Linked DNA regions of Homo sapiens: region 2 is linked to region 1. Evidence: chromatin contacts called from ENCODE Hi-C or POLR2A ChIA-PET data. All regions are on one chromosome and are shown on one strand. The core of a region is the stretch at or near the end of the contact, and the rest is flanking DNA. Distances in the headings are between cores, read along the strand shown. Region 1 holds the start of ARHGEF26 (Rho guanine nucleotide exchange factor 26). Region 2 holds the start of DHX36 (DEAH-box helicase 36).

Region 1 (6,770 bases), core at 3,036-5,535:
TCCATATGGCTGGGGAAGCATCGGGAAACTTACGCTCATGGCAGAAAGTGAAGAGGAGGCAAGAACCTTCTTCACATGGTGGCAAGAGAGAGAAGTGCAAGCAGGGGAAATGCTAGACGCTTATAAAACCATCAGATCTCATGAGAACTCACTCACTATCATGAGAACAGCATGGAGGAAACTGCCCCCATGACCCAATCACCTCCCTCCATGAACACATGGGGATTACAATTTGAGATGAGATTTGGATGGGGACACAGAGCCAAACTGCCAAATCATATCAGAGTAGTTAGTTGTCATTCAGGTAAAATCTCAATCCCTCAGTCTCTGTTGCATACCACATTCTATTCTCACCATATTCAGCCAAATTAACATCCCACAACTTCTAAAAGCAAACTGTGTTTTGGTGAGCTTAGTTTCTTGTATGTTTTGATGCATGGGCTCTGGAGTATTGTAAAGAAAAAGTTTAGGATTCTGACTCAACCAATTATCAACAGTATGAGAAGAGCTTTTTGGGCTTCAGCTTCATATTTAAGTGGGCTCAGAACTAATGTGAGATTAAGTTATGTGTAACAAACAACAAAGCTTAAAATACAGTTGGCACTTAATGAATATCAGTTCTCCAGCCATCCCTCCATGTTTTTGCTTATCCTGGGAAATCTTTCTGTGACATCATTGTCCGCTTCTCCACCTTGCAATACTTTATCTACCCTTCTGGGCCAGTTTTATCCAGACTCCTTCACAAAGGTTTCCATAGAACAGAGAGCTTACTATGCATCTTACACAGTTTGGGTGTCTTTTATTTTAATGTTTCAGTCATGTTTCATGAGCCAAACTGTAAGGTTCAGGAATGTTTGTCTTAATGCTTGGCACTTGAATGCACCCAATAAATAGTTGTTGAATGTATAAATAAACAAAAGGTACACGGGATGGGAAATACTGGAAAATTGGACATATATTGTAATAAGACTAGCTAACAATTTGCATTTAAAAATTAGCCAAATTATTGTGCTTGGGACACAAAATTTGTGACCAATGTGAATTTGTTTAGTAAATGTAGCCATATATATCTTGCGTTGTACCATTGAATATTCTAATAGTTCAATATACCATTGGAATATACCAGCGGAAAATATCATTACAAATAGTTTGACATACTGTATTTCTTCAATTTTAAGAATAATTTGGTACCACATTTTAATTTCTTTGAAACTGGGATGTGTCTTACTATCAAATAAACATCCAGTGGCCAGGTGATAGTGATGATATAGTTGGCATTGCCTATTTTTGAACATGGGCATAAATGAATTGTTATCATTTCTACTAAATTCTATGAAATTTAGTCCTGTTGTGTCAAAGCCATATGCCAAGAAACATAGTTGAAGGCAGGAGAAATTACCAGATATGACAGATTAGGTGAAAGAAATTCTAAAGCAAAGAGAGGTTGATATAACCAATTCATGTATCATGCAGGACTATGGTTAAGGCATGAAACTACCATTTGTGAGAAACTTTCTCCTGGCCATTAATAGAGAAGCTGCATAGCTTGTAGTGACATACAATTCAGTTGAACAAGAAAACTATGTGTTTAGTCAAATGGGATAGTGCCAGCATCACAACTGCAGAATGAGTGTCATTGTCTAGGAGGCAAATCCCAGAAACAAGATTGGAACATCCTTTTAAGAAATGGTGCACTATCAACAATATTGTGTGGAAAAACACACATGAATGCTTTTCATGAAAAGGTATTCAGAAGAATCAGGCTCAATGTTCGGGACTTTGGTAAATTCATTTTGCTTATATTTTCCTTTCCTACATACACACAGTACTAAGCAAATCTATGTATAAGTGTCTAAAAGCACTAAGTATAAAGTAAAAATTCGATATGACATAACATATTGTCATAGTTTTATTAGCAGCTCTTTTCCTTTCTTTTGAGTGGAACATATAATTGAAGATAGGTTAGATTTGAATAGATAACAATAAATTGAATAGGCACTAGGTCTGTGAGTTTGTAAACTTCCCTCAGTGAAGGACCAGAGCTTGGTGTTTTGTTGTTGTTTTGGTAGGTATTTTGTTGTCTGTTGGAAATGAGGTAAGAAGATCCTATGAAGTCGTCACAAATATTGGTTATACTTGTTTGTAGAAGCAACATAATTTCAAGAAAAGCCACCTTCTCACATCACCTTTTACAGCTTCTTAACATAGGTCACAGGTTGCATTTTGAATTAGGTGAATACTCCATTTGTCAGTCGGTAACCACTTCTGAAATTAATTTATTATATTTCCCCAATATAACAGCAATACATGTTGGTATAGAAAACACCTTATATTAAAAAAAAAGTCTATGTACCTACATGTGAGTATGTAATCAGCCATGTCTTCCACCCAATGTGGAAAATTTCTTTCTTAAAAATTTTCTTAGGCCAGGAGCGGTGGCTCACACCTGCAATTCCCAGCACTTTGGGAGGCCAAGGTGGGTGGATCACCTGAAATTGGGAGTTCGAGACCACCCTGACCAACATGGAGAAACCCTGTCTCTACTAAAAATACAAAATTAGCCGCGCGTGGTGGTACATGCCTGTAATCCCAGCTACTCGGGAGGCTGAGGCAGGAGAATTGCTTGAACCCTGAAGGCGGAGGTTGCGGTGAGCCGAGATCGCATCATTGGACTCCAGCCTGGGCAACAAGAGCAAAACTCCGTCTAAAAAAAAAAAAGTTTCTTATACATTTTTCGATGCCGTTTCTTTTTTTCTTTGTTTATGAAAATGTCTCAGATCAAAGTAATATATCTTCATTGTCCAGGATATTTCGTTAAGTATAGAAAAATATAAAGCAGCATGAAACATACTATCCTTCATCTCACCACCCAGAGATCACATCTTAATATTTTTGGCCATTGCATTCAATCTAGGGCAAAAACAGGCAGCATAACTTGCACACAGTGGATGCTCACTGCATCCCTGCTGAATGCATGAATGCAGAAAGAGAACTTGGAGAAGGGCCCATTTGTCTTGCTAATAGAATCAATTATACAGCTCTTATGGTCTAAAATTATTTGTCTTCTCAAGTTTGCCTCATTATTGTCACACAGCAGGAGCCTGGCCAAGACACAGCCATCTTTCTACTATTTGACAACCAAGCACTTTGGAAGGAATGGTCACTGTTTTCACTTCATTCCTGTCATTCATTCTCTCACTCATTAAATAAATATTAAGTGCCCACCATGTGCCGGAAATACGGAGAAGAAAAAAAAACATGACCCCTGCCCTCATGCAAATTACTGTGTAAAGACAAAAGACAATAAACATAAACACATAAATATATATATATACAAAATTTTATAAGTGCAAAAATAGAAGAGAACAAGTGGCTGGGAAAATAAACGGGGCAATGGTATAATTAAGGAGGGGACAGGGAAGGCCTTTCTGACGCAGTGACAAGTCGGGTCAAGAAGGAACGAAAGGGAAGGTTATGAGGCTGTCAAACTTTGAGTGTGGCCAAAAAAATAATGAAGAAAGTGATGGAGGAAAGACTAGGCTGAAGAAGTAGGGCAGTAGTGAAGTGTCTTGTAAGCCATGCTAAGGATTTTGAGTTTTATTCTATGTACTGTTGGAAACCAATACTTTTTTTGTAGTGTAAATTGAGCTTATTTTTCACAGATAGGTTTCAAGATGCAAAGCATACAAGGACCAAAAATAATTATATGAAAACTCTCCCTCCCTCCGGTTTCCTAGCCACCCAGTTTCCCTCTTCAGAGCTGCCAGTCTTTCCTACGGAAAGACTCTAGGCACAAACAAGCCCATCTATCTGTTTATATTATAATGCATTTTCAGCACTGGGACGAGCCCATCTGATTTAAGACCACCTGAATGCTGAGAGGGCATGACTCTGCGTTAGAACTCTGCGCTACTGCCCACGCATCTCACAAAGTCTACTACGCCGCGCGTTCTCGGTTTCAACGCACCTCCAGGATTCAGGGCTTCCTAAGCTGCAATTCAGCAGGGCTCCCTTGCTTGTTCTCACTCTGTGCCCCCGGCAACGACCCCGCGCGCCTACACTCCCGTGCCGCCTCAGCTACTAGTCCGCAACTTCTAGCCCCAAAACGCTGGAGCTCAGAACCCAGCTCAGGTGCGCTCGTCGGTTTCCCAGGGAGACTGGGGCTGATTGTAGGCACGCGGGGGCGGGAAGACAGCTTCTTGCTTCTGGCTGCGATGGAGGCGGATCTGGGCGGGGCCGAAACGGGGGCGGGGCCAAGTGTGGGGGCGTAGTCAGGCGTGGGGGCGGGCCGGCGCCGGCGCCGCGGTCGGCGGCAGCGCTCTCCTAAGCTCTCGCGGCTGCGCTTCGGTCCCGGACCCGGGCCACCCACGGGGTAGTGGGTGCTCCTCGGCCCCGGACATTGCAAGCCCCAGAAGGTAAATTTGCGTGGGAGCCGCGCACCTGGAGCGCGAGGGTACCCATGATGAGGGCGGGAGGCTGGATGGCGACAGAAGGGAGCGTCCCGCGGCGAGTTTCCCAAGAAAGCTGAACTCGTCCCAAGTTTCTTGTGCCTCGGCTTGCACTCAGTGAATGGGTGGCGGGCTCATTTGCTGCGGGTGGTCTTTTGGCGCGGGAGGGACGCGGAGGTGATTGGATTAATCCGCCTGGGCGGCAGCCCAGATTTCTGCCGGGAACCGCGCACCGCAGTGGTGCAGTTTTTGCCCGAGAAAGGGCGGGTAAGTGCGGTGCAGTCGTGTCCTGCGCAGCAGCAGGGGGACCGCCGGTCTGGGAGCACGCGAGTCGGCCAGGCGTCCCCGGTTGTCCAGAGGCACAGTTTCCTAACTTCTTTCCTCTTTAGGCAAGACTAACTCGGTGTTGCTCCTCCCGGCGCTGACTTCGAGGCCCGGCTATGGACGGCGAGAGCGAGGTGGATTTTTCTAGCAACAGCATAACCCCTTTGTGGCGGAGGCGGTCGATTCCTCAGCCCCACCAGGTTCTGGGCCGGAGCAAGCCGAGGCCCCAGTCCTACCAGAGCCCCAACGGGTTACTAATTACGGATTTCCCGGTGGAGGACGGAGGGACGCTCCTCGCAGCGCAGATTCCCGCCCAGGTGCCCACCGCCTCGGACAGCAGGACGGTACATAGGAGCCCCCTGCTTCTGGGCGCCCAGCGGAGAGCGGTGGCCAATGGTGGGACGGCATCCCCGGAGTACAGGGCTGCCTCTCCTCGACTTCGACGGCCCAAGTCACCCAAGCTCCCCAAAGCGGTGCCTGGCGGCTCCCCGAAATCCCCAGCAAATGGCGCGGTGACCTTGCCTGCGCCGCCGCCGCCGCCGGTTCTGCGCCCCCCGCGGACTCCTAACGCGCCCGCCCCCTGCACCCCCGAGGAGGACCTTACTGGGTTGACTGCCAGCCCGGTGCCTTCGCCCACTGCAAATGGCCTTGCCGCTAATAACGACTCTCCTGGGTCAGGTTCGCAGTCCGGCCGGAAGGCAAAGGACCCCGAACGGGGGCTCTTTCCTGGGCCCCAGAAAAGTTCTTCGGAACAAAAACTCCCCCTCCAAAGGCTGCCCTCCCAGGAGAACGAGCTCCTCGAGAATCCTTCCGTGGTTTTGAGTACAAACAGCCCCGCCGCCCTCAAAGTGGGGAAGCAGCAGATCATTCCGAAGAGTCTGGCCTCGGAAATTAAAATAAGTAAATCCAACAATCAAAATGTGGAGCCCCACAAGAGACTCCTCAAGGTGCGCAGCATGGTGGAGGGCCTAGGAGGACCCCTGGGTCACGCAGGGGAGGAGAGTGAGGTCGATAACGACGTGGATAGCCCAGGGTCTCTGCGGAGAGGCTTGCGGTCCACGTCTTATCGCAGGGCAGTGGTCAGTGGCTTTGATTTTGACAGTCCTACCAGCTCGAAGAAGAAGAACAGAATGTCCCAGCCTGTTCTGAAAGTGGTGATGGAAGACAAGGAGAAGTTTTCCAGTCTGGGAAGGATAAAGGTAAAAGTGGGCAGGAGTGTGGCACGCCATTCACTAAGCGGAAAGTAAATGTGTTGGGAGTGGGGAGGAGGAGCGTAGAGGAAACCCGAAGAAGTCATTCCGTTTTAATTCTGTGTTTTGCTCTTGATTGCTAGTGTACATCCAGCTCTTGGCCACTTTGATGCTGGCAGGCACAGCCGAGTTTAGTGCAACTTTGTGGGAAGAAGTGAAATTCATCACTTTTAAATTTCTAAGCTCAGGCAGAATTGGGGGGGACAAGAGTGAAATATGGCAGATTATTGGCTGAGTGAGTCTTTACCACTTTTAAAAGAGATAGCTGAAAGGGGGAGGAGCATGTTCAGAACCGCACTCTGCAGTCAAGTTGTCTGGAGTTTGCTTAGAGGTTTCAGTCAATGATAGCTGTTATCACAGCTGATTCAGAAAAATACTGATTCCTGTTTGAGCCTGTTGATTATTTTTTGCTTTTACTTACTGAATTTTGAGTGGTTACTACGCACTTGATGTCATTCAGGTAGAATGTGAATTTGAAAATCAGTTGCCAGGATCACAAAAGACATAAATATTTTGTCATCTTTTTTGTTGCTTGTTTTTGTCACCGTGGCCTTTGGTTGTGTTTTATTCCCGTTGTATGCCCATTCATCCTTGAGTGCATGTAACAGATTGGCAGCTGAAAACTTAAGGTTAGGGTGGACACTGTGTGGTATTGCTCCCCTATATTGTCCCATTAGCTGCACTTATTAAAATATTGTCAAATATGACATAAAGAAACAGGGAAAACTGAAGAGGGGTATTTTGGAGT
Region 2 (6,770 bases), core at 2,146-4,645, 200 kb after region 1:
TCAAAAGCAAAAAAACCTCAAAGCAATGTGCAGATAATTAAATATTATTTTACAAAACTTTTCATCTAGTTATACATATGTGTGTACTGGGTTGTAAATTCAAATACATTCCTTTTTGGGCAAAGTGGCCAACAAGTTTGAAATTGACTGCCCTAACCTCATCTCAATACACTCCACATCCATGTTCTTATCTTTTACAGTTTCTCGAACTGAAAATGTGCTTCCTTGATCTCTATGTTATGGCACATGCTACTGCCTTTGCCTGGAATCTTTTCCAAACCCCAAACTTCAAACACACACACGTACATTCACTTTGTTATCTTTCAAGTTTCAACTTAAGGGTTACTGTCCCTGAAAAATCTTCTAAAATACCTTGCCCTGAGTTAGGTGATAGCCCATATTCTCTAATACCTTAATACTGTATTCTATTTATCGCTCCAAACACACCACAATCTCTGTAGAGCCTATATCTATTTTATTAATTAATACAGTGCTTAAGATACTGTCACAAAAATAATGTCCTCAATAAATATTTGTTGAAAGAACATTTGTTCAAGAATGCATCATTAGAATGCATTCATTTTCAGCCAGGCGCCATGGCTCACGCCTGTAATCCCAGCACTTTGGGAGGCCAGGGCTGGTGGATCACCTGAGGTCAGGAGCTCAAGACCAGCCTGGCCAACATGGCAAAACCCTGTCTCTTCTAAAAATACAAAAATTAGCCAAGTGTGGTGGTGCACACCCGTAATCTCAGCTACTCAGGAAGCAGAGGGTGCAGTGAGCCGAGATCACACCACTGCACTCCAGACTGGGCAACAGAGTGAGACTCCAACTCAAAAAAAAAAAAAAAAAGTCTTCATTTTGAAAACACATGACATGACTTTAAAAGTGAAAGCTACCGAAATTCTGACTGGGAAACAATGATATCAAGCTAAAGGTGGTCAAAGAAGAGCTGGGACGAGCCCATTGAAAAATACTCCTATTTAAACAAGAAAGAAAGGTACATTTTGGACAGGAGAACAGTATGACACTGTAATGAAAAGTAAAAATAAAGTATGCCTAAAAAAACTATAATTATATCAGACTGGAGACATGGGCTCAGAGAAATGTGCACAGCGGTAAACCTGTTACGTTGAAGCCGTATTACCAAGATTTCCAGAGAACATGTCAAGATGCAACTGAAATATATCAGACTGAGACAGAAGTGACATGACTTCCAATCTGAAGTTGTGAATTAGGTAATAAAATGATCTAATTTTTCCTTTTAAAAGATCACCATAGGCGGCTCTGTAAAGCACAGACAATGCAGAGCAAGAATGGAAGCTAGATGACTAGTTAGAAGGCAAGAACAGAAAACAAACAGTGGCTTGATCTATGGTAACTATTCTGGAGGTAAGTGGTTAGATTGGGATATATTAACAAGGCAGAGATTTGCTGAAATGAAGGGGAAGAAGCAAAGATAAATCTCATTTGGCCTTGCCAAGTGAATAAATGGTCGTGTCACCACTAAAAGGAGGATGGGAACGCAAGTAGAAATGAAAAGTTCCATTCATAACATCCACTGCACAACTGGCTATACCCTTCATGTGGAAACAATAATGAACATTTTTTCCTGACTTATTTAACTTTTCATCTGTTTAGGTATTATTTTCTCAGCTAGACTGTAAGCTCTTTGAATACCACATTTCTTCAAGTCCCTGGAGCAATATGCATAAAACCTTGTTTCAAACAGAGCCTTAATAAATAAAAGTTGTAAAGTTACTTAGACGTCCGTATCCTGATTTTCAAGCCAGTATGCCCAACGAAAAAGTTAATTTGGGGCTGTAAAAGAAATGGATTTGTTTTTTAAAGAAAAGTTTAAATTATGAAGATAAATGGATAAGGCCCCCAAAACACCTGAATGAACATGACATGGTTAAAAGAAATAAAAAGAAATGGAACGGTTTAAAAATAGTAGTCTAGGCCTGGCGTGGTGGCTCACGCCTGTAATCCCAGCACTTTGGGAGGCCGAGTTGGGTGGATCACCTGAGGTCAGGAGTTCGAGACCAACCTGGCCAACATGGTGAAACCCCGTCTCTACTAAAAATACAAAAATTAGCCGGAGGTGGTGGCGGACGCCTGTAATCCCAGCTACTCGGGAGGCTGAAGCAGGAGAATCGCTTGAACTTGGGAGGCGGAGGTTGCAGTGAGCTAAGATCGTGCCACTGCACTCCAGCCTGGGCGACAGAGTGAGACCCTGTCTTAAAAAAAAAAAAAGTTGCCTAAATGATGATCTAATTACACTCTATAATACATTTTATAAGGTGCTTTTAAAAAGTCACCAAAGGCCTATACTAAGAAAGTTCCTGCTTAATGATAAAAATTATTTTTTATTAGAATTTTATTTACTAGTCACTCGGAGAACTTTGTTTCCCTTACTACAGATCTTTAAGACACAAATCAACCTGACAATCACCTGAAGAGAGGAGAGTAAGCCAAATCATCTCTGGAGATTCCTTTCATTTTCCTTTTCAAAGAGAATCTGCTCATCAATAGAAATTTCTCCACCCCAACATAAAAAACAAAAACCTAGGTTTGCAGATAATTTTAACACTAATAATAAAAGCTGGACTATTTTTCTGAATGATCCACATCCAAAACAGTGTCTGCCTGCTTTTGTTCCGCGCAAACCTATCTCAAATGTAGAAAGGTCGCTATGTGCTTCTTCACCAGGCAAAGACCTTAAAGTGACAATTATTATTCTAAGGGAAAGGACGGCCAGAGATACGACAACGACACTCCTAATAAAGTTAATTTCGGTTGGAACGTGAACTTAACATTTGCTTTGTCACAGTTCTCAAGTCCTTTAAGCAAAGTATATATTCAGCCTGCATAAATCCTGCCTGTTTTTGGTCAGATGAGCATGGCTAATGTTACGCAGTACACCCGCTACGGGGAGCGCCAGCATAATATATTTGCGCCTCATTTACATTTCACAAAACACGTGCATCACTTAAGAAACAAAACCAAGAAAAAGGGGGCAGCGGGAGAGAGAAGAAAACCTGTGCTGCCTCATCCTCTCCACTACTGAATCCGAGATTACCTCTTGCCTCTCCGCTTCCTTGTTCTTCTGCCCCTGTTTTTTCGCGTACCACATGCCGATTTCGCGGCCTTTCAGGTGCCCGGGATGCCGGCCCCTGCCGCCTCGACCACCCCCTCCGCCGCCGCCGCCTCCTCCGGAGCCTCGGTTACCTCCATGACCCCCTGCTGGCCCCCCTCCATAGCCCCCACCGGAGCTGCGGGGACCCCCATCACGGCCCCAGTTCTGATGGTAGTCATAACTCATTGTCCTGGCAGACTACAACCCGTCAGAACCAGCAACCGCTGGAAATGGCGTCCGGGCCCGGAAGCCACTGTGCGCCCACTTCCGTTTTGCTTCCGTAGCACCGCACAAGAGGGCGGGCCATTTAGCGTCACAAGCAGTGGTTTCTGGTGACGTCACGGGAGGACGACCCCGGTGGTCTGGAGGGTGGCAGGGATCAGGTTCTGTCTGAGCCCCCGAGTTGTTTATCTTTGTACCTCTGGAGCAACAGCCAGCCAAAGGCTCGTAGATTTTCTTTCCCTAGGCCCAGCAAGTGAGCCAATAGCTTTTGGTTTTTACTTTCTTATTCCTGGTAAATCCGCAGTTTTTTTGCACTTAGGTCCTAGGGTAGTAAACGTTGATTGAAACAAAAGAACCCTTGGATCAATTCGCCGTCTTCTAAAGAAAAGTCTCTAAAAAATGAGTTCTTCTAGTCTTGAAAACAGCCTGACAACTATTCAAATATGTAATTTAAAATCCCCTTACCTCCTTGAAAGTGTTGTCACTATTTAGTACGTTTATCCAATAGTGTTAAGATGAGCGTGTCTACCCAAATTCGGTGCAGAGCTCTTAGGCAATGTAAATAAACTACTTTGAAGATTCATGTGTTCATATGAAGCCACATACTGTTTATTAACCAGCACACTGAGTGTTTTGTACAAGCTGTTCTTGAATAATCAAGTAATTGGGCCACACAGGCTTGGATGTACACCAGGAGATATCCAGCTCATGTTACAGTTAACTGATGTAAAGGTGCTGGGAATACTCACTGAACAAAGCAAGTATGGCATGAGCTTTTATTTGCCTACAGTCTTAAGGGAAAGACAAAGGCTATCTTTGTGCAGTGAATTAAGAAAGGGAAATGCTGTATGCCAGGAAGGGGTCTACAATACACCATTGTGGCCTAAAAATTATTTTGAGCAAAGACATTTGAGTTTCTGAAATCTACCTGTCTAAATGCAGAACCACACGGAGGAATTCAAATCAAGCTCCTCCCTGGGAGGGAAACCCAGGAAGACTGACTCTTATCACTGGAGGTTAGAAGCTGGCAACACACTTGAATAGACATTGTCACAAAGCTATCATATCTGGCATCTGTTTTAAGGTGTCATTTATTTTTACTAAAAGTCATTTGTTTTTTCCATACGTGCTGTTTTCCCCTTTCCTTCCCTTTATAAGATGGTAGATAAGTCAGAACTCTACCTCCCTGAATCACCTTTTTCTGTGAACTCTATTATGTATGTGGTTAAGTCTGTCTTTTCTTTTGCTAATCTGTTTTGTCACTTTAAGTCTGGGGCCTGCAAACACTGAATCTAAGAAAGTAGACAAAAAGTATTTCCTCCCTAAGAGCCAAGAGATACTACAGCAAAAGAATTTAATTTTGGAGTTAGGTGAGTTATGCAACAACTTTTGAGATAAGTAGACTTTTGCCAGACTAATGGGCAGAAGAAAAGTATGGCAGGTGAAAGGAACAATGTGTAAAGACAGATAATGATGTGAGACATCGGAGAACTTAAAACAACTACCCTGAATCTTAAAGCCTGATGGGGAAGGCCAAAGAGGTAGATAGGGGTCTGATTATGGAAAACTTATGTGCCACTTAAAGAACAGTGATATGTTTATGCAGAGCAGTGGTTATTTTGACTGCTTCAATTGGAAATAAATAGCGGAGACAAGAGTGGATACAGGGAAACTAGTTAATGTGATGTAGGGGAGGCAAAATGGGATGACAGGGCATTACATGTGGAAAGAATTGGAATCAGGAGACATTAGAAGATAAAATTACTTAAATTTGATGATTCATTGAATGTGGAGAATTGGAAGGGTTAAACGACTCCAAGTTTAAGATTTGAATTATTAACCCATGGGGAGGCACATTGTATCCTGAGATGAGAAACACAGGACAAGGAACATTTTGGGGGTGAGGGGCAGGGCAAGTTAATGTGTTTTATTTTTACATGTGGACTTTGAGGAACTTATGAAACATACAAATGGAGTATCTAGAAAGCAGGCTGTAAGAGTTAAAAGCACAGAGGCCAGGTGTGGTGGCTCACACCTGTGATCCCAGTACTTTGGGAGGCCAAGGTGGGCAGATAACTTGAGGCCAGGAGTTTGAGACCAGCCTGGCCAACATGGTGAAACCGTCTCTACTAAAAATACAAAAATTAGCTGTGCATGGTGGTGCATGCCTGTAATCCCAGCTACTCAGGAGGCTGAGGCAGGAGAATCACTTGAACCCAGGAGATGGAGGTTGCAGTGAGCCAAGATTGTCCCATTGCACTCCAGCCTGGGCAACAGAGCTAGACTCCATCAAAAAAAAAAAAGAAAAAAGAAAAGTTGAAACGTTAAAAGTACAAAGAGAGTAGACTGAAATTATATGTTTTGGGAGTCCTTGGCACATGTGATTAAGGCCGTAGGAATGAATAGTTTCTATAAAAGCATCCCAATTGGGCACTCCTGATGTGAAAAATATGTCAACTGTCTAAGAGATGAGATTGAGTAGGCATACTGAAGATGATAGGGGCAAAGTGGGAAGAAAATGGTGAGAGTGTTATGGGCTAAATCTTTGTGTTCATGCAAAATTCATGATGAAGCCCTAACTCCCAATATGGCTGTAGAAGAGGCCTCTAAAAAATGTAATTAAAGCAAAATGAGGTCATAAAGGTGAGATCCTGATAATAGGTTTAGTGCCCTTTAAAAAGAGACATCAGAGAGCTTGTTCCTCCCTCTCAGACGAAAGGCCATGTGAGGACAAAACAGCAGCCATCCATGCTCCAGGAATAGCTCTGTAAACCAAAAATACATTTTTTTTTTTTGAGATGGAGTCTCACTCTGTTACCCAGGATGGAGTGCAGTGGCACAGTCATGGCTCACTGCAGCCCCAACATCCCTGGTTCAAGTGATCCTCCCACCTTAGCCCCCTAAAGTAGCTGGGACCATAGACGCGTACTGCCGCACCCAGCTAATTAAAAAAAAAGATTGGTAGAGATGGGGTCTTCCTATTTTGGCTGGTCTGGCCTTGAACTCCTGGGTGTAAGCAATCCTCCTGCCTCGGCCTCCCAAAGTGCTGGGATTACATGTGTGAGCCACCGCACATTGCCCCAAAATAAAATTGGAAGCCCTCCCAACCAACTGAATGGACCCGTCCTCTAAGCCAAAAGCATCCTAAAGTAAACCTGACTTGGTCAGGCCATGATGGGAATGGGAGGTTGGACATGCCTCATTATACCTTCCTTCCTTTGGAATCAGGTACAGCTGACCAGTATTAACATTGAAGCAGAGACCTTAAGACTGACAGAACAGACTCTTTGTAGCAATATGATGTCAACATAGTAGTAGGCCCTGAAAGAAAGCATTTTACCCCAAAATATATTTATTTGACATATTTTGAAATGGCCCTTCAAAGCTGTCTCTCATGGGGAAAATCTAC

Evidence for each region. Hi-C counts contacts between places; a loop is a spot of excess contacts on that map. ChIA-PET counts read pairs that join two places held with the same protein, here RNA polymerase II (POLR2A). Pooled maps may share reads with other maps.
Region 2: a loop to region 1 is called in a map of sigmoid colon, with 2.3 times the contacts of the local background. The contact joins the promoter of DHX36 here to the promoter of ARHGEF26 in region 1. A Hi-C loop is called at or near these places in 8 of 168 maps with a recorded cell type or tissue (CD4-positive, alpha-beta memory T cell, chondrocyte, colonic mucosa and 4 more), 2 of 37 single-sample maps with no recorded cell type and 23 of 50 pooled maps. POLR2A ChIA-PET finds 5 or more read pairs at or near these places in 3 of 52 experiments (A549, Panc1 and activated naive CD8-positive, alpha-beta T cell).

The regions. Positions count from the first base shown.
Region 1 is chr3:154,117,105-154,123,874 of GRCh38, forward strand. It overlaps ARHGEF26 (Rho guanine nucleotide exchange factor 26), which reads left to right and starts at 4,286. Exons shown (of 15, transcript NM_015595.4): 1 at 4,286-4,415; 2 at 4,838-5,971. The coding sequence starts at 4,889. ARHGEF26-AS1 (ARHGEF26 antisense RNA 1) reads right to left here and starts at 4,106. Exons shown (of 4, transcript NR_037901.1): 1 at 3,968-4,106.
Region 2 is chr3:154,321,092-154,327,861 of GRCh38, forward strand. It overlaps DHX36 (DEAH-box helicase 36), which reads right to left and starts at 3,396. Exons shown (of 25, transcript NM_020865.3): 1 at 3,083-3,396. The coding sequence starts at 3,325. RefSeq lists an enhancer at 3,289-3,583.